Linked DNA regions of Mus musculus: regions 1, 2, 4, 5, 6 and 7 are each linked to region 3. A link is a loop called in an ENCODE intact Hi-C map of the cell type or tissue named here. Cell type or tissue: heart. All regions are shown on one strand.

Evidence for each region. A loop is a pair of places that touch in the nucleus more often than their neighbours do. Peaks named below come from ENCODE experiments on the same cell type or tissue, not always from the same donor. Only the 100,000 strongest peaks of a DNase experiment are listed, where the experiment ranks them.
Region 1: it touches region 3 in a loop (2.3-fold over the local background); 4 of 42 quality-filtered maps call a loop at or near these places.
Region 2: it touches region 3 in a loop (2.9-fold over the local background); 15 of 42 quality-filtered maps call a loop at or near these places.
Region 4: a loop joins it to region 3, with 2.4 times the contacts of the local background. A loop is called at or near these places in 3 of 42 quality-filtered maps.
Region 5: a loop joins it to region 3, with 3 times the contacts of the local background. A loop is called at or near these places in 5 of 42 quality-filtered maps.
Region 6: it touches region 3 in a loop (4-fold over the local background); 3 of 42 quality-filtered maps call a loop at or near these places.
Region 7: a loop joins it to region 3, with 4 times the contacts of the local background. A loop is called at or near these places in 15 of 42 quality-filtered maps.

Annotation. Positions count from the first base shown.
Region 1 is chr3:41,741,416-41,745,415 of GRCm38, reverse strand. It overlaps Sclt1 (sodium channel and clathrin linker 1), which reads left to right and starts at 2,902. Exons shown (of 21, transcript NM_001081411.1): 1 at 2,902-3,421. The coding sequence starts at 3,388. D3Ertd751e (DNA segment, Chr 3, ERATO Doi 751, expressed) reads right to left here and starts at 2,798. Exons shown (of 6, transcript NM_001099785.1): 1 at 2,727-2,798. In heart, CTCF peaks have their summits at 1,744 and 2,730; a DNase peak (open chromatin) is centred at 2,845; H3K4me3 peaks cover 2,135 bases; H3K27ac peaks cover 1,939 bases.
Region 2 is chr3:41,589,164-41,593,163 of GRCm38, reverse strand. It overlaps Jade1 (jade family PHD finger 1), which reads right to left. Exons shown (of 11, transcript NM_001130184.1): 4 at 1,324-1,481. Among named protein-coding and RNA genes, the nearest start is that of Jade1, 35 kb to the right of the region's middle. In heart, a CTCF peak has its summit at 1,905; a DNase peak (open chromatin) is centred at 1,983; H3K27ac peaks cover 355 bases.
Region 3 is chr3:41,179,966-41,183,965 of GRCm38, reverse strand. No RefSeq gene overlaps it. Among named protein-coding and RNA genes, the nearest start is that of Gm40038, 8.5 kb to the right of the region's middle. In heart, no CTCF peak of the experiment used is centred here; DNase peaks (open chromatin) are centred at 1,505 and 2,865; H3K27ac peaks cover 1,890 bases.
Region 4 is chr3:41,366,838-41,370,837 of GRCm38, reverse strand. It overlaps 1700052H01Rik (a long non-coding RNA gene), which reads right to left. Exons shown (of 3, transcript XR_867184.1): 2 at 3,092-3,221; 3 at 1,199-1,930. Among named protein-coding and RNA genes, the nearest start is that of 1700052H01Rik, 13 kb to the right of the region's middle. In heart, no CTCF peak of the experiment used is centred here; DNase peaks (open chromatin) are centred at 2,237 and 3,797; H3K27ac peaks cover 761 bases.
Region 5 is chr3:41,039,938-41,043,937 of GRCm38, reverse strand. It overlaps a transcript of Larp1b not described here. Among named protein-coding and RNA genes, the nearest start is that of Gm42437, 15 kb to the right of the region's middle. In heart, a CTCF peak has its summit at 1,600 (motif pointing left); no DNase peak of the experiment used is centred here; H3K27ac peaks cover 32 bases.
Region 6 is chr3:41,672,764-41,676,763 of GRCm38, reverse strand. It overlaps Sclt1 (sodium channel and clathrin linker 1), which reads left to right. Exons shown (of 21, transcript NM_001081411.1): 12 at 1,259-1,436. Among named protein-coding and RNA genes, the nearest start is that of Sclt1, 68 kb to the left of the region's middle. In heart, a CTCF peak has its summit at 1,760 (motif pointing right); no DNase peak of the experiment used is centred here.
Region 7 is chr3:41,597,447-41,601,446 of GRCm38, reverse strand. Jade1 (jade family PHD finger 1) reads right to left here. Exons shown (of 11, transcript NM_001130184.1): 7 at 1,258-1,425; 8 at 1-80. Among named protein-coding and RNA genes, the nearest start is that of Jade1, 44 kb to the right of the region's middle. In heart, CTCF peaks have their summits at 416 (motif pointing left) and 1,509 (motif pointing right); DNase peaks (open chromatin) are centred at 1,036, 1,426 and 1,986; H3K27ac peaks cover 1,266 bases.

The sequences.
Region 1 (4,000 bases), 560 kb before region 3:
AATGAATAAGGTGAAAATATTTCAAAGTCCAACCGCTTAATGTTAGACCTCATAAACCTTCATCACTCTGATGAACCATCAGTCAGAATTAATACTTCCAAGTTGATCACTAGCCTACTACAGTTTTACTAGCAGCTTTCTTAAAACAAGGTTGTTAAGCTGTAGTTTTCACTTTTAGCTTATCTTCTTCGACTTATACTTTAAAAAGAGTTAAAACTTCAATTGTTTTAATTTCTACGTAAGGAAATCAAAAGAGAGACACGTTTGCTTGGGAGACAAAAAAAAAAAGTTTAAAAGAAATGTTAAGGAATATTTGTTTCAATAAAATGATTTTTAAGGAAAATTTCCAAGTTCCTTCATTTACAAAAAAAAACAAAAACAAAAAACAAAATCTTTAATTTTTTATTACAGTCCATACTGCTTTTTAGTTCGCATCTGACACTGCAGCACACATTTCTAAAAGAAAAGGAGGGAGAAGAAAGTAAAGTCAGGGAACCTGCCAGCTGGAGGCAATGGGACTATCAAATGGTTTCAGTCCAAGTAAAGACAGACTTTGAAGAGATGCTCAAAGGACATACCAATAGGAACCGATAGGACACAGACCTGGAAGCTCTTCTAAGTTTGGTGCTAGCTGTGGTCTCTGGCCCAGGTCTGAGCAGTGAGCTCCCTCTTAGGCTCTGCCCAGTTGCTCCTGCGTTCTAGAGGGAGGAACTAGGAATTCTGAAACAGACAAACCTGATTTTTCAGTGAAAATGTTGAGAGGACACACAAAGGAACATCTGAAGGTTTTTAATCACACCATTTGAATTCTGGGTGCTTATGTCTTTTTAATTGTTTTAAGGGGGAAGGCTAACTCAGCAACACATTACAACACATTATAAAACCATTTGAAAAATGAACAGTAAATCACTGGAGATTATAATAAAACATGTAAAGTAGCCATTCATTTATTGCAATTAGAAGCTAGCTATAAACATTAAAACATTCAGCATAATTTATATCACATGGTGGTCAACGGTTGTGATACTGAAGCCATATTTTCTGGGCTCAAATTCTTGCTGTGATGAGCTAGCTTTCCAATTCGCTTACTTAGATTCCTATTTCATATGTTCTGAAGGTTTGCTAGACAGAAGCCTAGCATGTTTAATGTCAATACTAGATGTTTAGTGTCAATTTATTAAAATTACCAGTGAAACCTGCCATTAGTTTTCAATGCATGAAACTTCAACTGGCTTGTGCTTATTTTGACCATGATCATATAAAAACAAGCACTTCAAGTGCAAATATCAAAGTTCTATTTCACTACTCAGTTTAGACAAAACCATTGATAATTTTAATACAGAAGTCACACTTGGCTTTCTTCACCCTAATATATTCCTACCAAATGTAGGAAAATCTTTTTGAGTCAATAAAAAATGTTCCTCAGAAAGTACCCTATAGTGAACCTAAAAAAGAAATGGAGCTTGCACAATCAGTGTGTTTTTTTTTTTTTTGTTACGTTTATGGCCACTAAAAACCAGACCGGGTTGAATTTTCACTGATTCAAAGCTAAACTAACCCTTTGCATGGCTAGTGCCAACACATACATATTTAGCAGCGACTCTTTTTAGAGGAATGAGGGTAACACTGTTGATACTGTTTTATGAGTACAAGATTACTAAACGTCTTCAACGGTTAAACAAAAAGCCAAACTTCATCCAGGGCATACATGCCTTTTGTTTTGTTTTTGTGTGTGTCCACGTGGGGGAGTACGTCTATAGCTGTGTATGGACTGAGCTTGAGGCAGAGTATCAGTGGGATGTCATTCTCAAAGGCTGTTCACCTTTTTTAACCTACCTTTATTTTCACCAGATATTATCAAACAGGAAAAAAAAATCTTATTAACATGCCTGATTTTACTTTTTGCGACAATGACTTACTGACTCTGGAGTCACTTTCAAATTTGTCTAGGCTGCTGGATAGAGAGCACCCTTTTCCCTCATCCTGTCTGCTCCTCTCAAGCACTACTATTAAAGGCCATTTAATCTTTAAATTAAAGGGGATTTGCTTGGCTTTTTATGTGGGTGCTGGGGAATTCCAGGCAAGCACTTCATAACCAAGCTATCTCAGGCCCTGAGCATATTTAAAGAAACTGTATTTCAATGCATAAAAATATAATCAATTAAAAGCCTCAAAAGCCAATGATAAACTTCAAGTGAGCATTTTTTTATCGCTAATGTCTTTTGCCCCCAATATTTTGTGTATGTTTTATGTTTCAAGCTTTACAGCTCAAATACTCATAATATCACTTCGTAAAACTGTGAACGGTAGTTTATGCCCCAGTACAAATTTCATTTTATTTTTGCAGAATTTTATCTTTCCTTAAATCCGAAGAAACATCTCTGAAATACCTGCTAGATTTGCAGGCTATCCTGGATCCTGACCAGGTGCCTTCTTGAAGCCACAGGGTTAAATATTGGACAATAGTTCTCTTTTCTAGGCACAAGAACCAGTTTCAGACCTAGGAGCGACAGCTCTAAACTGGGGGGCGGGGTGAGGGGACCTTGAGTCACCTCAGCCCGAGGACTCACAGACCTCTCTGCACAGACTCCCACAGACGCTTAGTGTCTGCAAAACCAAGACTCGGGGGTGGGCAATGAAAATCCCTACCTAGTTAGTGCCTGCTCCTATCACAGTTTCCATACAAAAAAAAAAAAATTAATTAAATTAAAAATGCGCCACACTACCTCAGACAGACACTCGCTGCGCCACTGCGGAAGGCGCCAAGCAACCCACTCAGCCCCCAACGCGGCCTCAGGGACCCGCCCACCGCCTGACAGATAGCCAATCACCTGCCTGCGCCTGAGACGGCGCAATGACGCCTACCGACGCACGCGTGATGACGGACGCGGCGTCACCGTCTCCAAGGAACGGTCTGGGGCACCGCTTTCAAAGTCGCAGGGCGGGCCGAGTGGACTCCGCGGCCGCTCCTGCTTTCCCGCGGCCCTGGCGTCGCCCCTCAGCCGGCGGGGACGCTGCCGCCCAGCCAGGCGCGTCGCAGGGTCATCCTCCCGCGCGGTCTGACGGGAACTCGGCGCCCTCCGGCCGCGCGCGGCTCCGCGGCCCTTCTCGTCCGGCCGGGTCCGGCCGAGCGCGGAACGGAGTCTGAGGCGCGTCGCCTGGGTTCCGCGGAGCGGCGGGCCGGGCTGCGCCGCCGCGTGAGTGGGATGCTGATGTCTCCGCGCCAGGGCTCGGCTGCCCCTGCGACCCCTTAGCTTTTTGTTTGCCCTCACAGCGGGAGGCTGCTTTTTTGTTGTTGTTCGATTGCTTGCTTGTTTGAGAAATACCTTCTTTCCCCCCTGCGAGGAATCGATAAACGTGATGAAAACTCCAAACTAAAATATCGAAATGGCCACAGAAATCGACTTACTGAGAGACCAAAGTAAGCGCGCTCTGTTCCCTGATGGAAAATTCATCTGTAAGGTGCAGTGTCGCTATCGTTGACCTACTAATGTGTTGTGAATGCTGGTCGGGTCCCAGCGTGAAAAATGTTAAAAACTTAAAAAGAAGTGCTCTGCACAAAATGCTTGGTGATGTACATGAGGCTATGTATGTACTTAACGAAGCTGAGACGCTAGTAAATACTTGTAGAATATTCCTTGAGCGTGCACTGGAGTCGGCCAGGCACGAAATAGATTTGTAATGCAATGCGTCTGTTGTGCTCGAAGAAACTGGAGGGCTGATGGCCAGGAAGAGTTTCCAAGCCTGCAGGTTAGGACCTCCAGGCATTGCTCAGGTCGTTAGTTTAAAAGATGTTGACCTATGTTTCATTACGTGCCAGGTGCTATACATGTAGCTGATGTAAGGAGATTCTTGTTCTCCAAGCATGTAGCTGGCAGAAGGAGATACATAAATACCAAAAATACACTGAAGCAGCAGCAACTGCCGACTCGTTTGCATCAGATTCCAAGTAGTTGATGGAATTATTGAGCAAACATTGAAATAGCATCTACTAACATGG
Region 2 (4,000 bases), 410 kb before region 3:
CAGCACACGCTGAGGACCACAAGGGACACCTCTGAATTCTCACCTTCCAAAAAGACTGAGGGAGAACTTTGGGCTGTTGCCATTCCTTTATTCTAAGCGCCAGAGCCCATGGTCCATGAACATATGGCCCCAGACAATTCCTCTACCACCACCCCCTTACAAGCTGTGAGCACGGGAGAATTCCACCTCACCCTAGCCAGACTAGGGACAGCACAAAAGGAGCAAATCAGCTCGGGCCAGGAGCCCAGCAGAGGCTCTGTGGTCACAGTCCTGCCACGTCTGGTTTTGACCACATACATTCACACCAACAGGATGCCCAGAGTTTATACGTTATTCACCCTGGAACTGACAGGAAGAACTTATCTGTGTGACAGAGATGGGCAGACAAACTGGATGTATTTCTCCTGCTTGAGCAAGAACAGGTATCAAGTGAAACGCTCCAGTCTATCTATTATGAAGTCATTTCATCCTGCCTTGGCACGGCTTCCTAGACTGACAGCCTGCCGGTGCTGGCCAAAAGGGACCATCCCCATCCTGTGCGCCCTGAGACCCGCTTCACAGGCCATGACCCTCATCTGAAGAAGCAGGTGACTCCTGGTGGTCACCTATGCCTGTCTAGCCATAGTATACTATCATATAATTTGAACAGAGATCCCAAAATGATGGTAATCAAACCAATCAAGTGTCTAAGGAGTTAAGGGCCAAGAAGTGAATTTAGTCCATACTCATCCATGGTAAGAGAGGCTATTTCACACAGCAAGGAGCCAGCCAGATGCTGGCAGAGCTATCGGGCACTCCATCCTCATATGCAAAAGTGGGGAAAAAAGGTACCAACTCGACACAGCCTGTCCCAAAGGAAGATCGAGGACATGTTGGGAGAGGTGAGCGACACGGCAGGAGATCAAGAGGAAACACCAGCGTCTGCAAAGAGCCTGTCCACAGCTCAAATTCCTCATCGGACACTGTCAGCTCCTAAAATACAATCAGCCACTGCCCGAAGCACCAAGGCCACCACGGCTCCCACTAAGCCACTCAGTGAAGTGACATAGAATGCAGAGAGAAACAGACAGTAACATCAGACTTCGCCTAGTCGGTCATTCCCAAAAACATCTTGGACCTTCTCTTCTCCAGTAAGAGGGCTCACCCCCTGCGATAATGTGCTAAATTCAGAGGCCACTGCCCTCTGACTCACCGCCCTCAGCGCCTGAACAGTTTCTACATTTCTGCCTCTTGTGAGGCCTCATGTTACTACAGCGCTAACTCTCAGCTTCTATGCCTGCAGGGAGGAGAGCAGAGAAGCACGCGTCTATCCAGGGTGCCTACCTGGCCACAGGCTGTGGGATGGTCCCTGGGCTCACAGGCACCTGGACCCCTTTCTCCCACTCCTGTCTCCAGGGATCAGCCAGCACGTAGTAGTCATCCGGGTTCAGCTGGTAGGAGTCATGCAACTTCATGGCAGTGATCAGGTCGGTCCTAAACACCTGGGGAGACGAGAAAGGGACAGTGGCACAGGCATTCATTTCAGAGCACTGGCAGCTGCAAGGGCACCATGGAGCTGCCCATAACAAGGTCACGGTATCAACAGAGTAAGAGTGCCCTGTTACAGAAACCCTTCACTCCACCCGACACTCCTTCCCCTCGCCCAGGACTGAAGTGGGCTCCAGCTCCTTCAGCCGACACAAGCAGAGGGTGCAGTGATTGTATCGACTCAACATAACTGTTGCACAAAACACAACCGCTCCCCTCTCCAAGACCTCTCAATTCACCAAGGGCTGCTGAACACAGGCTCTTGGAAATCCTTCAGGGAATGACAAGCCACTACGGAGAGCTCTCTTTCGAGCCCATGTTTTAAAACAAAACTTCATTAGCCAATTAACCTCAAGGCAGAATCTAGAACCACCCGGTAGAGGTCACTATCTTCTAAACTAACTGCTAAAGAAGCGGCCAATCTCCTGAAGTGCTAGCACATGGGGCAGGCGGGTGGTGAGAGCAAGGTCCACTTTGGCTGACAGCAGGCAGAAATGCAGGCCTGCAAACATCTAGGAGTGGAACACTAGAGCCCTGTTGTCCCACGTCACAGGATGCCGTCAGCCCTGGAAGCAAGTTTCTGTGGAAAGACAGAACCAACCCTGTTTTCACTGCCATCAAGACTCAGCTTGTGCCCACCTTCTAAGAAAGCACCCTAACTCATCACAGACAGCAAAGATAAGCAAACTGTGGGGAGGCAGCACCCCTGACTCATGGGCCCTTGCCATCCGAATCGACGAGGCTGACTGACCGTACAGCACCCTGTCTGGCAGCCAGGGCCACACAGCTGCTTCCCTCTCCGGCCTTGTCCTCAGCCCACTGCCATGTGAGGATGTGTGTACCAGGAAGCCCTGCCATGTATCACGAGCAGCATGCGCCTGGATCCAGATGCTCTGCTCAGTGTACAGAGCCACAGAGATGCAATGCACTCCCTCACTCGGGACAGGAAGCGCTTTCTTGTGCTGCTAAGCACGGGTCACAGTATACACCTGTTGGCTTTTCAGACTGGTGTTCTCTTTAATAAACTTCATCTTATGAAAGTACGGGGTAGGGTCTGAATTAAAAGGCCGCTTCTCTCGCTGTCATTGTCAATACTGGTCTTGTGCCAGGATGCCACTCTTAACATCTACAGTCCCATTAAGCAACAGACTGACTGTGTCCCTTCTGCAAAGATCTCACCATGAGACAAAAGCCCCTGATCATAAGCCTACAGCAACCCAACCCCAAGGAAAAGGGCTTTGAGGTCAAAGTTGTGAGTCCACACCAAGCAAATCAGGTAAAAGAGAGCCCAGCTAAGCTGTACAAGAAAACACGCAAATTTGCCAAAGAAAGGAAGGCAGACTGAGGAAGGAGATGAGAAAAGGCAGCTCCATTCCTACAGACCTGGGAGAGGCTCTGGCCCAAAGCTCAGTGCCAAGTAGACACCAAGGGCAGGGGTGACGGCTACCCGAGTGCTTTACGTACAAAGCACTTTGCACTCAGAAGATTTGACACAGACCAGGCAAGGACAGGGTGTGGTGCCTGCTGCTCAGAGGGCTCCAATCCCACTCCCAGGCTGAAGTAACAGCAGTATAGTATGGACACCAGAAAGGTGTAGTAGCAGTTAAGAGCTGACTCAGGACTTAACAGCAGAGTAAAATACAGGTGCAGAGACGTTCCGATGTCACAAAAAAATAAAGTGCGCACTGTAGGTCAAAACAGACACCAGGCCAGCAGCACTGGCCACAGCAGCCGTCCGTGAGTGTTTGCTGGAACAGGTCTCTTAAGTGCTTTCTGGCAGGGGATGTTACTCCATCTCCAGGAAACTCCTCCGCTCCTAGACAAGGCACTCTCCAGCTATATGGGGGCAGCATGGGAAGGGACTCTGAGAAACACCTGTCGCTGTGTGACCACCACACCACAAGCCAACTGAGCTCATCCCACAAACAGTGCAATGCCAGAACAACTTTCCCACAGCTTTCCCTGAGAACCCGACAGGCTGAGACACCTGGGTCTCAATGCCCGGCGCCTCGGAATGGCCGCAGAGAAAGCAGGTCTCAGGACAACGGGGCCCCTAAGCAACCGAGGCTGGCGGGAGACAGATGCCTCTAAAAATGATTTTAGCAGGGAAATGAACAACGAAACGTAGGGCATCAGGGAAACATAAAATGTGAAAACAAATTGGGAAAGACGGGGAAAGCCTTAAGCATAACGAAACTCCCAGAGTCACATTGGCTTGTTGCCAAATAAGCCACAGATCCATGGCTAAAACTAACTTGAGGCTGGCAGTGACTTGGCAGCAGCTGAACCCGCTCATGTCCTGGCCAGAGGAAAACTTGTTGGGAGCCAGCGAAGACGGAACAGGAAAGGAAAAAAAGAATACAATTAATAATAATAGCTAACATTCACTGCGCATGATATACGTGTAACATGCTTTGCGTGTTCGAGCCTATATGTATTAATTAGCTCACTTCTTCCTGCAACAAGGCACACA
Region 3 (4,000 bases):
GATTAAGATCTGTAGAGTAGTGATAATACATAGTAACATCACGGAAAAGTGAGAGCCGGCTTCTGACATGGGAATCGTGAACAGAGCCACACATGTGGCCAAAACCGTCTTATAATGGTGAGCACAGTTGATGCTGACGGATCGGACCACACGTTTGGCTCTGGGCTTTCTAGCAGCTGCTTTGAAGAAGAGAAAACAGTCACTTGCATCAATCACCAGGTCCACGAGATGAAAGTGCAGGAACAAAAAAAAAAAATGACTGTTTTCCTTTACGATGGCCAAATGAGAAGAGGACACAGGGACAATGAACGAAGCATCCTGTAACAGTTCCAAGAGCAAGCCTCGCGTGCTGTGACTTAGAGTGACTGACATTGACAGTTTTGCATCTAAAGCCAAGTCTGCATGTAAGCTAAACAGGGACACTACTGTCCAGTTTGACCAGTGAGGTGCTTGAGGTTCGGAGTGTTAGCTGACTTGCCCATCCACACCCATGAAGCTCACACTGGGATTTATGCAGCACCACCTGACCCAAAAGACTGAAACTCTCTGCATTCCTCACGCAGTGCCAACCCACATAACATGAGGAATCTCCCCCATCCATAGTTCCTCTCCTCAACCTTCTCGTGTACACACATTTCCCATTCAAAACCTTGGAAAACGGAACTCTGAGGAAGCAAAAGTATAAGCCTTCATTATAAGAGAAGAGACCCCCGCCCCCCTTAGCTTTGGGATGCCCTCTGTTCTAGCATCCATGCAGTCTAAGTGTTGGTTGAAGCAGAACGAGAGCTGGTGAGTTCCAGCTTGCAGAAGCAGCTGCCCCTGTGGGTGGTACCAAGAGCCCCGGGTCTTCCCGGCTGGTCTCCCACAGCTGGCAGGTGATGTCATCTCTGGCAGGGAAAGGTGCTCATGGGAAGAGGAACAGAAAGGCCTGTGGGAGGGCAGACGGGGTCATGCTGAAGGGGCTCGGGGGCAAACCCAAGGATCAGGGATTCATTTCTCATACTCAGCAGCCCATAGCCAGGGCAGTAAGCCAAGGAGCCCACATGTGGGGCAGGAAGAGCTAGCTAGGAGCACAGAGCTTTCCAAAGATGTGTTTGCACCCCCATCCCAGACCTACTGAATAAGGATCCCAGGTCAAGCTGACCTCAGATGGCTCAGAGAGGCAGAAACCTAAAACCTGTATCAAGATCAGCTCTTCACACTCTGTAGTATTTATTAAAACCTCTTAAACATCAGACTCCGGGCTAGCCACAGATGAGAGAGATAAACACAGACAAGACCTGGTTCTTAAGTGCACAGTTCACCAGAGGAGACAGAAGTGAAGAACTATACACAGAAACACACATAAAATTACTGACGTTTTCTCGTGCCCAAGCTGTCTACCACAGCTGCATCAGCTGAATTCCCCAGCTCCTGAGAAACTCAGTGCTATCCATCAAAAGGAGCGGTGTTCAGTAAGGCAGAACCTGAAAGGAGGAAAGCGCCCTCTGGTGGCCCTCTGAGTAGTGGCAACTGCAAGAGCCCCAGTTCTACTACAGTTAGTGGACCATGGCTCCAGGTTGGTGGCCAAAGTCTCAGAGTAGCCAGGAGCGGAGAGGATTTTGCTTTGCTTGAAGTGGCAGGTCAGTCCCACTCTTCCTTGTGTCTTTTGGTTTGGGGGTCATGTATCTGAACAGCTGTCACCGTTCTCATCTGTGCTATCACGTGACCGGTTCTGAAGCCAGGCTTCGCTCTAAGTCCCTGAAACTCTAGCACGGGGAAGACACAGCAGAGAAGCACTCAGCACACATATGGCTGAGAAGCAAACTAGCGGTGCTATCCCAACCCGCCCAGCTGTGCCCCGCTTTTTTATTTTTTGTAGGATCTTGGGAGCAGGACAAATAATCACACTCCCTAAGTCTCTGAAAATAAACGAGTTCTTAAAATATTTAAATATAATCTATGTCCTTCCTAAGAGTCTCTGTGAAAATAATATTCATAAGGGGTAAACTTTGTGCTTGGAGCTAAGCCTGGTATGGCTTAATTTGCAATAGAATAACATGTAAATTTATGATAATAAACTATATTATTTAAATGAAATTATAAAAATAAGAGTAACTCACTCATATTCAGTTTTCATGAATGCTGACACCTCTTGAAGAACATGGCAGCACGATTTGTATTCGGGCCTGGGTTGGAGCGTGATCCACGGGAATCCGGGAATGTTGGCTGGAAGCATGGACACAAGGAGCCCAGGCAAATCTCCTCCTTGTGGTATATTCAGCATTTCCTGCACATCCTGACCCAAGAAGCCATGAAAGAATCCACTCAGCACAGGCACCTGTGTTATGGGGCTGACACAATCACTCAGCAGCAGTTGTCGGAGGCTGTCAGGGATGCAGGATGTATCGAGAGGAAGCAGAAAGAGAGGACGTCTGAGGGTATGATGGGGGGCTTCGGGAGAGCGGGTAGAAAAAAGCACAAGGAAAAGCATCAAGAGCTGTTTGCAGCAGCTGCTTACTGTATGAAAACGTAAACAAACCAGCCAGCAGTGTCCAAAGGAAGCTTGCATTTTGAGACATCTTGATTCTGCCTCTAACTGAAGCTTGTGACATTCCTTCCTGAATGAAGAAATAACAGAGACTATGAAGTACATCTGCCAACGATGTAATACATCTGAGCTGGAAGACAGCAGCAACACACAAGCGAAGAGATGGTTGGCTGAATCACTCATCACTGGGCAGCCTGGTCCCTCACTGGATTCCACCTGAGGAGAGCCAAGAGTCGCTCTGTCCATGAGATCTGGCTGAGCCCAGGGTGTCAACCCAGCACCTGTGTCTGGGAGGTACTTGCCAGGGGCTGACAGTGGCCAGGGAAATGGCTGCAGTCACCTCCAGATGACAGACAACTCGGTCCTCATCATTCCTAATTTTGGACTGTGCCTTTGAGGCTCTCTGGCGGCGATAAGCCTGCCTGACTCCAGGCACCATCCTGGCAAAGTCTACCAGAGAGAAGGCGGCTACAAATAACAGTGCTAGCCGTGGAGTCAGCCACTGAAGGGTTGAAATTCTATGCTTGTCAGTTAATAGTCGTGCCTCCATGAGCACCAGTTTCTCTGTTAAAATGCCAATTTTAAGACGTTTATCTGAGTAGAGGAGGATAGGGTAGTATATGTGTGAGCTTGCTATCAGAGGTCTGTCACTGTGAGCTTCCTAGGACTCCTCTCTTCCCTAAACCTGAAGTCATTAAATGGTAACCCTGAGCAACTCTGTATCGTTTGCTTCTGCATATCATGGGCCAATGTTTAAACATATTTTATTATTACATCTTTAAGAATCCCATGCATTCATTCAATGTAAACTCCTTAGTGTTCCCCTTAGCTCCTTCTAGATTCACCCCCAACCCTCTCCCAACCTCATGACCTCTTTTTTAAAATCTGTGCTGTCCTGTCAGGGCAGTAGTGGTGCACACTTCTAATCCCAGCAAGAGGGAAGCAGAGGCAGATGTCTGTGAGTCTGAGGCCAGCCTGGTCTACAGAGTTCCAGGGGAGCCAAGGCTACACAAAGGAACCCTATCTCAAAAAAACAAACAAAGCAACTAAAAAACAAAAAATGTGCAGCCTGATAATCACGGATATGGGACCATCCAGCCATCCAGTGGAGCATGGGGGATCCATCAGGAGCCACACTCTTGGAGAAAACCGACTCTCTCTCCTCGAGATGCTATCAACTACAGTAGTTCCTCAACTAGGGGTTGGGTGGGGGCTCATGTGGCCCCTCCTCACTTCTGGCTAGAGGATAGACTAACCTCGTCTTCTATAGGTCCTATGCTGTGAATTCGTGGGTGCAGAGGATGGAGCGTTTTTAATTTCTGTTTTTATTATGTCTTATTTAGTCCTTCATCTGGTCTATTAGGAAGTGCATTAAATTTTAAAGGAGGCTTTTTACATCCACTAAGCATTTTGACCTTTTCTGGAGCAATAGTTACTAATCACCCTGCTGTGTGTCCAGGCCTCAGGCTC
Region 4 (4,000 bases), 190 kb before region 3:
GGAAGTTTGTGAGGTCACTGGGTAATGACAAGGTCAAAGAGCTCAATGGTTGCCGATTAGCTAGGTCACACAGAGGATCTAATACAGCTGCTGCAGTCCTCTGTGGCTGTGGAGAAAAGTTGAGAAAATACCATGGTGGGGCAGAGCGACACTGTCTCAATGCCACTACAGTTTGCTTTTACCCTCCGGCCAGTTTTCTTGCAGGTCCAGCCTTCCTCTCCTAAGAGGCCATATTCTATGCTCATGAGCCCCGTGCCGCTAATCACTCTGGGGTCAACATGATGAAGGCATCCAGTAAAGATTTTTCTCAGCCAGGCGTGGTGGCGCACGCCTTTAATCCCAGCACTCAGGAGGCAGAGGCAGGCGGATTTCTGAGTTCGAGGCCAGCCTGGTCTACAAAGTGAGTTCCAGGACAGCCAGGGCTATACAGAGAAACCCTGTCTCGAAAAACCAAAAAAAAAAAAAAAAAAGATTTTTCTCCTTGATAAGAATTTATAAATGATGGGAGCTGTGCTTGGTGTGCATGAAGCAAGCTGGACATGGTACGAAATGCAATTCCAGTATCTAAGGGTTGGGGTGGGGCAAAAGGATTGAAATTCAAGGTCATCCTTGGTTGCTTGAGATTCTGTCTCAAAGAAATAAACAAGCAGGAAGAATAGAAGAACATTATAGACGTGGTCCTGTGTACTGGAGGCTTTCCAAGGAGATATCTGGCTGGGCCAGGTGCGAGGGTTCAGGTGAAGGGGAGAGAATGCGAGCAGGGAGGGGGAAATCACCTCCACCGAGCCCTGCTTCTGTTGCTCCTAGATGCTGCACCTGTTGCTCTGGGCAGAGTCAGCTGGGGGATGAGCCAGTGGGAGACTGACTAGCCAATGAGGGATGTGGGGGGTAGGGGAGGTGGAGGGATAACGAGAGGAGGGTGATGGTGGGGGGTGGGTGCTGGGTAGTGGGGTGGTGGTGGTGGTGGTGGTGGTGGGAGCTTCTGGTGGCTCTTTCAGGAGAGCAGGTCTCTTCCCTGGTGGTGGTGTTGCAGCTTTTATGGCAGAAGCTCTCAGATGACAAAGTAATTCTCGAACACCTTTATTTCTTCTGGATAGGATCCTTATATACAGTTTTGGGCTGGGTCAGAGAATGACAGTAGGTGCTTCCTATTGGCTTGGTCTGAGAGGTTGGGGATACCTCATCTACATGTGGGAGGGCTTGGAGTGCTGCCCCTATGTGACTGATGGCCACAAACCTCTCTATAGGGGGCTGTAGGGAGCTGTGGCTACCTGACAGGGGCCTGGTTCTGGGAGCAGGCAAAGCTCCTACCGTCCCTTCAGGGTCCCCCGGACTTCAAGCCTTAGCTCCACCTTACCAGGATTCCTCTCACAGCCCACCGCCCCACTTATAGATGAGAAGATGTGCACATACTAGTATATGGCATCTTACTCGGGTAAATAACAGCCCTAGGGGTTGGGAAGAGATCTGTGCAGATATGATTAAATTTGAGGACTTGAGTTGGGACAGTCTCTTACAGAGCCCAGGTAGGCACTAAAGCAAGCTCAAGTTAGTGTCTCTAACGAAGAGGAGAACTCATGGTCTAAACAAGATCATAGACCCTCAGTGGAAAGACAGATGGTGATTAGAAAGATGCAGCTACAGATCCAGGATGCTGGAACCATCAAACATTGGGAGACAAGGACCCAGCCTTTCTGCAGAACCTTCAGTGGGTGTAGAACCCCATCAACACCTTTATTTCACCTCAGTGACGCTGACTTCAGCCTCTTGGAGAATAAGTCCCTGTTGTTCTAAGTACCAAGTCTGTGCTAATTGTTTCAGAATCTATAAATGATCAAATCTGACCCAGCTGGGAAAGATGCAATGGCTGGAGTTGCTACAGCTGTCTTGAAACCAAGATGGAACAAGCCTGAGGATTAAATCCGACATCCTGGATGAAACAGAGCAAAAAGACCTGTTGAACTAGTCAATTATCACACGGCCCTTCAATTTACCATGTACTATAATAATAAATGTCCCTTTGTTAGGTCCTGGCAGTTGGACACTATGTGACTTACTGCCAAAAGCATTCTAATTGATAAAGCTTGTCCCAAAGGGTGGGAAACCTATGACTCAGGACAGCACTGAAGACATTGGAGGGGACTTGACCCACTTTCCAAACACAAAGAGAACATCTACTGAGTGGCTCTCTTTTGACTGTGGAAACGATGTGAAAAGTGGGGGAACTTGGACTTAGTTAATTATGCAACAGGCTGTTCGGGGTGGGGCGCTGTGGAGGCTTCAGAAGGACTAGGTGGATCTGCACAGAGTGTTATTGTGATAAGATTGTACAATGCACGGACTGAGTTGGGACTAGGAAGGCTCACTCTTTGGACAGTGACCAAAGAAAATAGGTATGAAGCTTGATGGTTTAAACAGCCCCAAGGCTGCCAGGAAAACCCTTTCATAGATGCCAGGCCTAAAGTGGTTTTCAACTTTAGTCCTCACCCAGCAATGTGCTGTTCGTTAAGCACCCACGTCAGATTCCCAATGCAGTAGATCTTGATAGGATCTGTAGTCTATGTGTGCAATGGCTATCTGGAGTGGGTTAGCTGCAGCTGATTCATGGCTATGTTTGAGGTACAGTGTCTAGAGCAGCCACTCTCTATTTTTTTATACCAAAATCTATAGTAAATATATATCATTAATGTAAACCACATATAAATACCCAAATGTCTCTCTCTCTCTCTCCTTTTTCTTTCACACACACAGAATCATATATATAGTTACATGTGCATGCACTCACATACACACACACACACACACACACACACACACACTAGAATAGCCTGTGTGGAAGGGTTTAGGTACAATATTGGAATGTACATGTGTCCCATTAATCAGATTCCAGCAATCAGGTGTCAGTCACATTGCCAGCTCTAAAGGGGCTGAGAAGTGGAAGCTCCCACAGGCATTGGGAACACAGACTCTCTACATTAAACAGATAATGTGTGCATTTAACTGGAACTAAGTTTCATAAAGTAACACTCTCACGATATCCAACATCATCTGATGCTCTCCTATTTTTCTATTTTTCTATTTTTCTACTCACCCTCTTGCAGTTGGGAAGGGGGTGGACATTTGTTCACAGGAGTGAGAAATCCATAGTGGGGGGGATTCTGCCTTCTCTGCTTGTTCAGTACCATCACAAGGAGTAAGTGGCCAATGTCTTGTTCTCTGACCTGTGGTTGTAAAGCAGAGGCAAGAAGGAAAGGTCACAGGACTCTTCCTTAGCAGTGGGGACAGGACGTGGCTGTCAAGAGTCTGGAGGTGAAACTCACTACAAGGGCCAAAGAAGGACCGGAAGACTGGACACTATTGACAAAGGGACTCCACTTTGCCCTTGCACTTGAACAAGACACGTAGCCTTCCTCAGATGTGCTCACCTGGCCAGCCTGGAGACCAGAAATAGAGCACTGCATGTTCACACACGTTTTGCTTTGCTTTCTTCTTGACATTGACTGGATAACTGTCTGTTGGGTAGTGGTTCTTGTCTCCATTTGTTGTTATATAGCACAATACCAGAAACAGGATGATTCACGAAATACACAGATTTATTTCTCACATTCCATGGGACTGTGTACTAACAATAGGGATTGTGGGTGCACATGCAGGTTGAGAGCCCTCAGCCTAAATCAAAGCAAGGTCAACCAAAGGCAAGACTTCCAGCCAATGGCAGCAGGAAACCCTCTGATAAGGCTGTGTGTTTTCCTCAGGAGCTCTGCTGGCCTAGTCATCCCGTCAACACCTTCCTCTTAACACTATGACACCAACAGGGAAGTGGAAAGATCACAGCCTGAAGGACTCTTAAAGCGTGGCTCCTCCCCAGGCCTGAACCTTCACCCTCTCCTCTGTCCCAGACATCCCTAAGGGAAAGACAGAAGGCATGTTGTTGAAGGAAGAGGAAGTGAGAAGAGAGGAGGCTATGGTTCAGTTGGTAGAGAGCTTAGCTAGCCTGCAG
Region 5 (4,000 bases), 140 kb after region 3:
TGCTTGGGTTCTGGCAACACCCCGAGATATGCAGGACTTTGTAGATGAAGGACAGTCACTTAGCACGAGGCGCCTGAACTCCACAGATGAGCAGTTTCACAATGGCAGCTGCTAGCGTCTTACCTTCAAACTGCAGTAGTCTGCTAATTTTTGTGGAGTGTTCTCAAAGTCCATACCTTAGATTATACTTAGGGACAGGCAACTGTAAACCAATTTAGACATTAACCATTACAGGTCTGAGATATCTACGTTTTAATAAAAATCAAATACCTTTTAAAACACTATGGGTGTGTGTGTGTGTGTGTGTGTGTGCGCGTGCATGAGTGTTTGGGGGTGGGTGCTGTGGCTATGCAGAGGCTGCACTGGTTAGATTCAAGTCCAGCTTATTCTATACAATGAGGCCCTGTCTCAAACAAACAAAACAACCATTTTGAAAAACAGATTGTCCATAGCCTCAGAATCACCTGGAAAAATCAAAACGCAATGGCACGTTCTGGCTTAGAACTTACTGCAGCAATATGTGTTGTTAGAAAGCATTCTATCAGCCAACTCTTTCTTCATTGGCCAAGAGAAAAGAAGTTATTGGAAGCAGGGCTGCTGATGTAGGGAAGAGTAGAGGATTCATTTGCCTAGAGAGAGAGGCTCTGGATCAATCCTTGATACCATATTTAAAAAAAAAATTAAAAGCCAAACTGGCAAACAGTAAAAGGCTACAGATGATTCTTTTTAAAAAGTATTTTATTCTTATTACTGTGCACATGTGTGCAGGTAACCACAGAAGCCAGAGCTGGAGATCCAAGCAGCCGTGAAATGCCTGATGTGGGGTCTGAAGGACTCAAACTGTTTATCTGTTCGCGTAGCTTCCACTCCCAACCAGTCATCCGCAGGCCAGCATGGTTCTTAATTAAGCCTGAAACAAATTCTTCATACCTTAATGCCAGAAAAAATATTATTTCTGAATAGTCTGTTATAAAAATGGTCATTTTTGGTTTATCTTTTTTTTTGGGGGGGGGGGGGGTGGAGAGTCTATTCTTTTCTAACCATTATGTCCCAGAGGACTTATCTAAGTCCTAGACATGTCTGCATCAGAAGCCACTAATTGGACAAAATACAGTCTTACCAATGAGCACTTGGCCTTGATTTCCTGCTTCAGGATTGTAGCCCTAGTAGCCTTCACCTGCCTAGCTGCCTAGCTGTGCGATAATGCGATACATGTCATAAGAGAATGCTTTACTATTAGGTTCCTCATGTCCCGGGCAGGACCTCTTTTCCAATGATTTAACTATATAATCTGTGTTGGCCAGGCATGTAAACAAAAATTTAATGTTTTCTCTATCATCCAATGAAATAGCTCAGTCTAATTTACTAATAACAGGGATATATGTATGAATATTAGTAATTCAAGCCATTGATATAATTTTATATCACCACAAGATGGAGTAAGAGTTCAACACACACACACCAAACACACACACACACACACACACACACACACACACACACACACAGACACACACTCCTATGTCACAAGTCCATAGCTCTGACATGTCCTATTCTGCCATCTAGTGGTTATACAATTGGCTATTATTCTACTGGATCTGTCTCCCATGAAAGAATAGAATAACTGAGTTTCTAGGGCCTAAGGAATTAGTTGCAGGAAAAGATGGAGCACACACAAAAAGTGGTAACATCACAGCATGACAGCAAGAGGCTAAGAAAATGCCAGAAATGCCGAGGTGTCAGCTCTCAAAACAAGTTCAGAAAAATCAAAATCAAAGCTACACCAGACACGGTGGTCCACAGTGATCATATCAGTAGAGGAAGATCAGGAGGCAAAGATCAGGAGGCAAGGCCGTCTTCAGCTACACAACCTGCTGGACCCCACGCCTGTCCCAGGAAAGGAAGGGCAGGATCTCCAGGGACTTAAATTGTGGATCTGATCACTTAAGATTCATAGTCAGTTTATAGTATTTTCTTTTCATCAAACGCCAATTTCTTTACTGCTAAAGTTTTACATTTAGAATTAAGGGGGGCATAATTTTTAACTTTTATCAAAAAAATGTACTTGGGGCTGGAGAGATGGCTCAGCAGTTAAGAACACTGGCTGCTCTTCCAGAGAACCTGGGTTCAATTCCCAGCAACCACATGGCACCTCACAACCATCTGTAACTCCAGTTTCAGGGATCTGCCATCTTCAGACATACTTGCAGGCAAAACACCAAAGAGCAGAAAATAAAAATAAATAAATGGCTTAAAAATGTACTTAAACATAAGATCAGACAGCACGGGGTCAATATTGTTGGTGAGGTAAATGCCAAATAAATTAATCAATGAATATAAACATTCCCCCTAAGGACAAGAAGAGACACGACCAAGCAATCTACAAAGAATACAATCAACAGACAGAGCAAGTTCTCACTCAGTAACCTGAGCAAGATGGCAATAGGCCAGCAAGACAGTTCACAAAGTAAAGGCCCTGCCAGCCAACCCCGATGACCTGAGTTCAATCCCCCCGACCCACACTGTGAGGACAAGTGCCTTCTGCGAGTTGTCCTTTGACCTCCACGTGTTCACTGTGGCATGTGTCCCAAAAGTGTAAAAAATGATTACAGGACAAGAAGATGAAAACAATCCAAACCCCCCCCCCCATTTTAATGGAGAGGAAAACTTGTAACTGCTGCTCACAAGGATGGAAGGAAGCACATACCACTGAGCCCCGATATCCAGCTGACACTTTGAATGTAAACCTCTGGAGATGGGACACTGTGTAACTAATGAAGGTTACCATATAAAAATGTAACAGTCATTACAAGGCAACAGCTCTGAGTAAAAACCAGCACTTTAAAATTCCGTATGTGTAGCATAATACCAATTTTGTTTCTTTCTTTAAAAAAAAAAGGTTATTTTCTTTTTCGAGCTTTTCTGAATTTCTCAAAGTACATGTATATGCAAAATAAACTATGTATTATAAACTGACTGCACCTCCATAGATAATAATACATCATTACCTGAACAAAATTACTGGCTTAGAAAACCCCCACTTACGTCTACAAGACCGCAGCTTGTTTGGCACCCTTCCCCCCCTTTTTTTTTGGGGGGGGATACTTAAAGTTGCTTTCTAAAGTTAAAACTTCAAAACTGTCACATTAGTAGACATTATAAACTGTGTTATTAGTATGCATGACAACCTAATGAAAAATTGTTTATGAATCAACAACCCTTTCTCAAAAGATTGGCTATCTCTGTCTTTTTCCTTATGTTTTCCTTCCTTTCCTGCTTCTCTCCCGTTCTCCCACTTTCCCTTTTCTGTTAGGGATGCAGTCCGGGCCTCACAGTGCTATGCAAGCTTTTGCTTCAGCGACATCACTGTATCTATGTACTTTAGGTTTATTTTTCCCCCAGTGGTGAGGATTGAACTCAGGGCCTGATAAATGCCTGGTAAGTGCTCTTCCACTGAGTTACATCCTCAGGAAATATTTTAATATGTAACTTATAAGAACAAGATAACCTCTCCAGTCTCCTCAAAAAAGACGATAATCAATGCCGTCATTGAGACTGGGTATTTCTGCTCGTGCGATAAAGTACTTCTGAATCATGCTGTGCTCAGTACAAATGAACCTACGAACTTCGTCACTGGAACTTCATTAATGAAACATAATGACAACTGAGCCTAGTAGAATTCAAACACGACAGCATTGTGAATAGAGCATGAATAAAGTTTAAAAGTTGATTCAGATGATTCAAAATAATTTATTTTTTAAATTCCACAAAACTAAAACTATTATTTATTTACATCAGTTACAATAGCACTAAGAATTAAAAATCAATTTATTACATCACTTGAAAACAATTATGAGTATAGGACAAGACAAAGAGAAACGAAATGGAAACACTAGGTGACCAGTGTGTGACTGAAACACCCACATGCACATGTAAACAGCAAGCACATTCAAAACAAATTCATTTATTTACACAACTATTCCAGTAAAACGCAGTTTTC
Region 6 (4,000 bases), 490 kb before region 3:
GATAGACTTCTGGATATGACACAGCTGCTACAAGAACTCATAGCCACTGTGGTTGCCTTTACAAGACATACAGGAGATCAAGCCAGTTAAAAAAAATCTAGCATGGGAGACCATGCCAAGAGAGACCCTAACAGTGTGGGGAAGACCAGAAACCAGAGGCCAGATGGCCCAGAGAGCTATGATAGTACCAAACATGACCAGAAAAAACAAACAAACAAACAAAGACAATATAGACAGTAGCCTAGCATAATAGTCATCAGTGAGGCTTCAACCAGCAACTGATAGAAACAGATGCAGAGACCTATAGCCAATCCTTAGGTGGAGCTCTGGGAATCCTGCTGAAGAAGGGAGGAAAGGATTTTGAGAACCAGAGGGGTCAAGGATATCACATGAAAAACCACAGAATCAACAAACCTGAACTTGCAAGGGTTCACAGAGACTAAAACGACAATCAAAAGCCTGCATTGGCCTTACCTAGGCTCTCAGTATATATGTTACAGTTATGCGGCTTGTTGTTTTTGTTGGATTCCTAAGAGGGAGCAGAAGCTGTTTCTGACACTTTTGTCTGCTTTTGGAACCCTTGTCCTCCTAATGGATTGCCTTGTCCTGCCTTTATATAAAGGGAAGTGCCTAATCTTACTGCAGCTCAATATACCACATTTGGTTGATCCTCCTGGGAGGCCTGCCCTTTTCTGAAGGGAAATGGAGGTGTGACATTTGGTATCCGCGAAGAGAGATTGACTTTTCTTTTAGGGGAGGCCATTGGAAGGTTTGCCACATCCCAGGAAATGATCCTACACATATTTCCATATAGGAAGCACTAATTGTATTTAGTTGGGGGGTGGGCAGATGAAATTAGGCATTAGATGGAAAACCTATTGAGGGAGGGAGGAAAGAGAGCTGGAGAAAGGCAATGAGGGATCCATATGGCCAGGATACATTGTATACATCTATGAAATTTTCACAAAATTAAAGACACCAAAACCCAAAGAGATCATCACACAATTAGAATCAAAATATCTTGTCTCAGTTCTGCTGCTCTTTTTATTATCTTAGTCAAAAGCTGACCATGGTATGATTTTGTTCAGAATACCCATTGTAAAATCTACTTTTATAGAACTATAGCAAGGTTTAAATGAGAAATACATGTAAAAATAACAAGCATACTACCATCATATAGTGATGTTTAGTAAACTTCATATGTCCTTTCTTCCCTTTAAAAATATTTAACTTTCATATTGTGGTTATTAATTTCTAGATTGTGTGTAGCAATTGAAGAAGCCGATGTACTAAAAACAGGGAAATCAAATTTGGAAAAGCAAATCAAAGAACTACAAGCAAAATGTAGTGAATCAGAAAATGAGAAATATGAGGCTATTTCAAGAGCCAGAGATAGCATGCAGCTCTTAGAAGAAGCTAACATTAAACAAAATCAGGTAAGAAAACATGGAAGCATGTTTATAAAATAGTAAGATCCCCACAGGCCCCACAGGCCCTAACAATGAAAGGATCAGCAGCTACTGAATAAATGTAGGAAACAAATGACACTTCCCTTTACCAGATAATTATGCTGTATTTTAAATGGTAAAAGTAATATCATAAAATATGCTAGCATGTCAGTCATTATCAAAAATAGTATGTAAGTATTAGACTTTGTTTGGTTGTTTGTTTGGTTGTTTGTTTTGTTTGGGGGGAGTTTTGTTTTGTTTTTTAAAAATATGTTTATTATGTATAGTATTCTGTGTGCATATATGCCTGCATGCCAGAAGAGGGCACCAGATCTCCTTACAGATGGTCATAAGCTACCATGTGGTTGCTGAGAATTGAACTGAAGACCTCTTAACCTCTTGACCTCTTAACTATCTTAATCTCTGAGCCATCTCTCCAGCCCTTTTGTGTGGGGCTGTCATTTTATTTATTTACATTTCAAAGGTTGTTTCCTTTCCCAATCCCCACCACCACCACCCCCACAAGCTCCCCATCCCATCATCCCTCCTCCCTGCTTCTATGAGGGTGCTCCCCCAAGCACTTACCTCACCACCCTGGCATTCCCCTACACTGGGGCATGAAGTCTTCATAGGACCAAGGGCCTCCCCTCCCATTGATGCCAGACAAGGCCATCCTCTGCTCCATATGCAGCTGGAGCCACGGGTCCCTCCATACTCTTTGGTTGGTGGTTTAGTCCCTGGGAGCTCTGGGAGATCTGGTTAGTTGATACTGTTGTTCTTCCTATAGGGTTGCCACCCCCTTTAGCTCCTTCAGTCTTGTCTCTAACTCCTCCATTGGGGTCCTCAGGTGAGCCAATGGTTGGCTGTGAGTTTCTGTATCTATCTTAGTCAGGTGCTGGCAGAGCTACGGCCCCTAGTATCAGACTTGTTATGTCCCCATACCTTGAGTCACTATTCTGCATCCTCTGTTCCATCATAGTAGTTTGCTAGAGTGTACTCAATTAGGTGAGTCCTAGTCATGCTTATTTAGTTTTTACCTGCACAGTCTCCTCATCAAGCAGAAGCTTAATTGGCAGAGTTAAAGGTACAAAAGATTAGATGGATTCTTCAACTCATGCCTTTTTTTTCAACCCTTTAACCATTGTGATTTCTATACTATCTTAGACCATGCTGTCTTGAGCTGTTTCCATTTGAATGGGTATAATCTATAAAAGACAGAGAGTAGATAATTTTTTAATGTTACAACCCTTTTTTGTAGAATTCACTATAGCAATAATGCATATACCAGAATTTATATACTATAAAATATGTGCAGAATACTCCAGTAGGAAATGCATGGGTATAAAGAAAATACCACATGTTATTTAGATTTTTCAAAAGAGATACTTAAAAGGTAAAACGTGTAAATTAGATTTTACTAACCTAGTAAAACTCTTGGTGAGGTGCCAAATGCCTGCAATTCCAGATGTGTACCAGGAGGATAGTGAAGTTAAGACCAGTGGACTCTATATAGTAAGACCCTGATTCAAAAAAAGAAAAAGAAAGGAAGAAAGGAGTTATCTCTTCAAATCCAAACTGGAATGCCTGAAGAGTTTATGCCTTTCCCCTAATGTTCCCATCTGTGCCTTGAATTCTGTCTCTCTACTCTTGGAACAGTTGAAATGTATACACTAGGTCTTAAGATATAGCTCAGTAGCAGAATATTTGCCTAGCACATGTGAGTCCTTGGATTTAACGTTAGTACCACCAAAAGTAAACTGTATTATACCCACAGTATACATATTATGCTTGTAAATTGTTCAAAACAACACAAGTTAGCAGAAAATTTAAAACCAGGACAAAGTTATTTGTCTTTCCCCTCAGCTGCATAGTTGTATAAACACTTATCACATGTTATGTGGCGTATGCTGAAGAAAAGTACCACTGCCTGTCTCTCTCTTCAGTCCTAAGGCAGCAAATCCTTCAGAAGCAGCCTATGGCTATTATACTAATTTCCCTCTTGACTCATTTCTTAATTGTTAGAGGATTTCCATCTTATAGTTGTTTGTTCAAAACCAAGGATTCTCTTCCTCTTTTTTAACACTTTACCGTTTTTGATTTATGTATATGGGTATTTTGCCTACATGTATTTCTGTGCAATATGGGTGTACAATGCACAGAGTCCAGAAGAAGGGCATAAGATCCTCTAGAACTGGACTTACAGATAGTTGTTAGGTACAATGTGGATGCTGGAAACCAACCCTTGGCCTTCTTCAAGAGCATCAAATACTCTTAACCTATAAGCCTTTTAAGGATTCACATAGTCTGATAACAAGCAGTCTATAGCCCTATTCCTCATTATCTCATGTACTTCAAAGTTATTAAGTCATAATAGCTGTTCAGACTCACAATCTTTTTTTTTAATTCTATACACATAATATTTTAATCATATCCATTCTTATTCCCCTCCTCCAACTCTCCCAAATATCCCTTACCAACCTCATGTCCTACTTCAGCTCTGTTCTTTTGTCAGAGAAGCTTCTTTTTGCAGTGGACAACAATTAATACAGAGC
Region 7 (4,000 bases), 420 kb before region 3:
CACACAAGCGCCCACCGGCTGCTGGGAATGTGAGACACTTTTGTGATGGGCTCCATCTTCTCAGGGCTGCCAATGCTTACCTAAAGATCCAAAATAGCCAGATGGGCATGACACGGATAATCAGAGTCGTAACACAGACCTGAGGGCTAGCCCCAGGGCCCAGCTCTGGACTAGCAGCAGCAGAGCCCAGAGATCAGCCCCCATTGATACCAGCTTGCCAGTCTTTATAGACCTCTCTACAAGTTTTCACTTCTTTCAAGTATCTGATAGCAAAAACATCTATCTTATCGTAACAAGGCTAGGGGCTGGAGAGATGGCTCAGAGGTTAAGAGCACTGGCTGTTCTTCCAGAGGTCCTGAGTTCAATTCCCAGTAACCACATGATGGCTCACAACCATCTGTAATGGGATCTGATGCCCTCTACTGGTGTGTCTCAAGACAGCTACAGTACATCATATATATCAAATAAATAAAATCTTTTTTAAAAAAAGACTTTAGATTGACAAGAATTTTTAAGGACTAAAAACCCATTGTAAACATATTTAAATAATAGAATGAGCAAAGAGATAAACTATATTTAATAGTATTACATCAGAACACATAACTATATTAAAAGTAAAAATCTAGCAAGATAAATATGGAATAATGAACTGCAAACTGGTTAATATTAAACCAAAAGATCCAGTGAAACTCCCATGTAAATCATACCCAGGCAATTTTCCTCTGGAGGGAAAAAAAATGCAGCAAATCACACACCAAAAATACTGGAATTTAAATGACAAATGATATTCTCATCACAAGCCATGCAAATTAAATTAGTTAAGGTCTGGGACTGGAAATAAATTAGAGCAGACCTGAAATTAACAAGGTGGAAGCCGAGGAAGAATTTAAATAAAGCTCACAGAAGTGTGACCTAGGGCACTGTGGTACTGCACTCGGAGTTTGGCAAACACAAACTGGCAGGGACAGTAGCATGGCTACCCTCAGGACAGAGCCGTGAAGGTGCCAGGCCTGGCCTGTGAGTGCTGTCATCTACGTGAGGGTTTCCAGAAATGGAAAAGTGGGGCTATTTGTGGACACCAGGCCACTGCTGCCTCCAGGAAGCCCCTCCACAGACCCGCTCTGCTCAGGATCAGCTTGGGGACAGAGGGGACCCAGCAGCTCTACTGCTGCCTGTGAGTCACTCACTCCCACCTACCCAACCCCAGCAGGAAACCAGGACTGTCTCAATTAAGATGCTATCAGAAAGCAGGCTTACCTCAGGGATCCACAGGGCACAGCTGACGTGGACCCACTTGGTTCCGCTGCGGGTCGGCTTCATAGCTCCGCCTTTCTTGGGACACAGCAAACATTTTGGCTGAACTCCCAGGGCACATGTACGACATAGCCAACTGCCCTCTGGCACCTTGAGGATCCCATAGCAAGCCTGTAAGGCCACAACTTTGTTATTTATGTGTATGGGTGTCTTGCCTCTATATATCACTGTGCCACACACTGTGTAATGCCCACAGAGGCCAAAAGAGGGTGCTGGATCCCCTAGAACTGGAGTAATGGCCTGCTGTAAGCAGCCAATGTGGGATCTAGGAATCAAGCCTTTGTTCTCTTGAAGGGCGGTCAGCAAGTCTTACGAGGCATCGCCCAGCCCCTATTTGTGAACTGAAAAACAATCTAGAAGGATTTTCACAGAGCCACACCAAAGTAGACATGCCCATATCCACCTAACTGTGATCCTGACCCTCGAGGAAATATGCCAGCCCACCTCCAAGCACCCATGTGCCTGAGCTCCAAAGACACGCCACATGTGTCTTCAGCACAGGAAGTCCCAAGAACTTGACAAGAGGGATCCTAAAATAACGAGTGTTGCTGTGGTGCGGAAGAGACCCAGCCATAAGACAGTTCCAACCACTGAGCAGCCAATGCTCCAACCTGGCTGCAGGCTTCAAGAGGGTACAACAGACCTCTCTCTGCTTTCATGATGGGCGTGACACGGAACGAAGGCAAAACAAAGCACCAAAGCCAAGGTGATAGTGGCTGGGCAACCATTCGCTGCTCAAGCTGGACACACTCCTCCTACTGGAGTCCAACAGAGTTCATGCGAACAGACAGCCGCAGAAGAGCGAGACATTTCAAAATGAGAGTTTGGTTTCTTTCGCTGATGTTTAAAAACAAAGCCTGTTTTGCACAAGTTGGCAAAATTACACAAGACAACCCAAACTGCAGAAATTAAGGCTTTTACAACTGAAATCATTATGCTGGTTTAAAGAAAGAAAAAGCAAATGTTTCAATAAGGGGAGTAAATAAACAAACCCATGGTAGTACCGGGAGTGTGCTCAGACAGCCCTTTAAAACCCAGACAGTTCACAACGTTATCCTTAAATGAACTGCAAGTCGGAAGTCACAGGAACCTGGCTCTATTTCTCCAGGCAGAAACAGCACAGCCACCATGAAATCCGAACGCCCAGGACACAAGAAGGAAAACACAAGGATGAGAGCGGAGCTCAGCAAAGAAACAGTAACACCGCAGTCCTGAGAGCTCCGCGCGGCCACGAATGAGCAGTGGTCAACAAGTCTACCAGCAAAGCAGTGTTCTTACAGATCTCAACAGTAGTAGGAGGGCTTCAAACGCCATGGCGTTCTAGAGCTCCCTTTGAAGCGAGGATCTCGTTTACTGGAAAGGCACATCTACACTAATCAAGTATGCCTTAAAGACAAGCCATGAAGAATCTCACGGAAAGTAAAATAAAGTGAGCGTGAAGTGTCGAGAGCAGAAGAAGCGGAAGTCATCAGGGCCAACTCTGCCACCCACATGCTAAGGTGTTGGCACACAGCCCTGATGGCAGCTTACAGACTTCTGAAGCACAGAGCACAACTGGATTTCAAGCAGAAATCTCGTAACAGCAAATGTCAGAAGACTTCAGGGTCACTAGGTCAATGAGAGGCAGCAGCAACAGTGGCAGTCGTGTGGCCTCCCATCACACACACCTCCACAGGGACTCCAGGGCAAGACGCCCTCTGGACCACAAAGCCCAGATACAAAACAGGTCCGTCTCAGGGTTCCCTGTGAAGATGAGCTGAGACGGGGCCACCGCTGGTGAAGCCATGGAGTTTTCTAAAGCCCTAGAGGTGAATTATAGAGAAAGGGGTAACCCAGATCTCTGAGTGTGGCAGTGAGTATGTGTGATCTCAGCACTCAGCGGCAGAGGCAGGAGGATTATCTCAGTTGGAGGCTATCCTGGCCTATACACTGAGATACAGGCAGCCAGGGCTATTTTAAAGAACAATAATAAAACACAGAGCTCAGGTCACACAAGCAACTTTCCACTTTCTCCGAGAGTCACTGATGGCCTCACAGAAAAGTACGTCAGGACAGTTTTCTAAATCACAAAACTGCCTGGTACACATGTCCCCACGCAAATCCACATCACTTGACCACCACATTCAAAGTCAAATACAGAACTCGACAGACAGACAGCTGTGTGGTTAAAGGCACTTGCTGCCCTTCAAGGACCCCAGTGTGGCTCACAGCACCTATATCAGATATCTCACAACCTATATGCCCAGCTGAGGGGATCCAACTTTCACTTCCTCCAGCATTCACACAGACAGACAGATAGACAGACACACACACCACCACAAAGTAATAATAAATCTGTTAAGTTACATGAGGGGTAAAAGGCCCCTGTATCTATGCTTAAGCTTTCTAAATTACCTTCACTAAAAGACAACAGCAAGCCCCCACCAAGGTGGGTCTACTGCCACCTTGAAATAATGCTCACGAAAAGGGAGTCAGAGACGGCTCAGCAGTTAAGAGCACTGACTACTCAGAGTTCCCAGCACAGGCAGTGTCTTACAGCCATCGCAGAGCTCCAATTCCAGCGGAGACCCCTGACGTGCTCTTCTGACCTCTGGGCACCAGTCGTTCTAGGTGGTGCACAGACATACACATGCACAATATTCATACACAGAACTAACCAAAATCTAAGACGAAAAGTCAAAGGGGT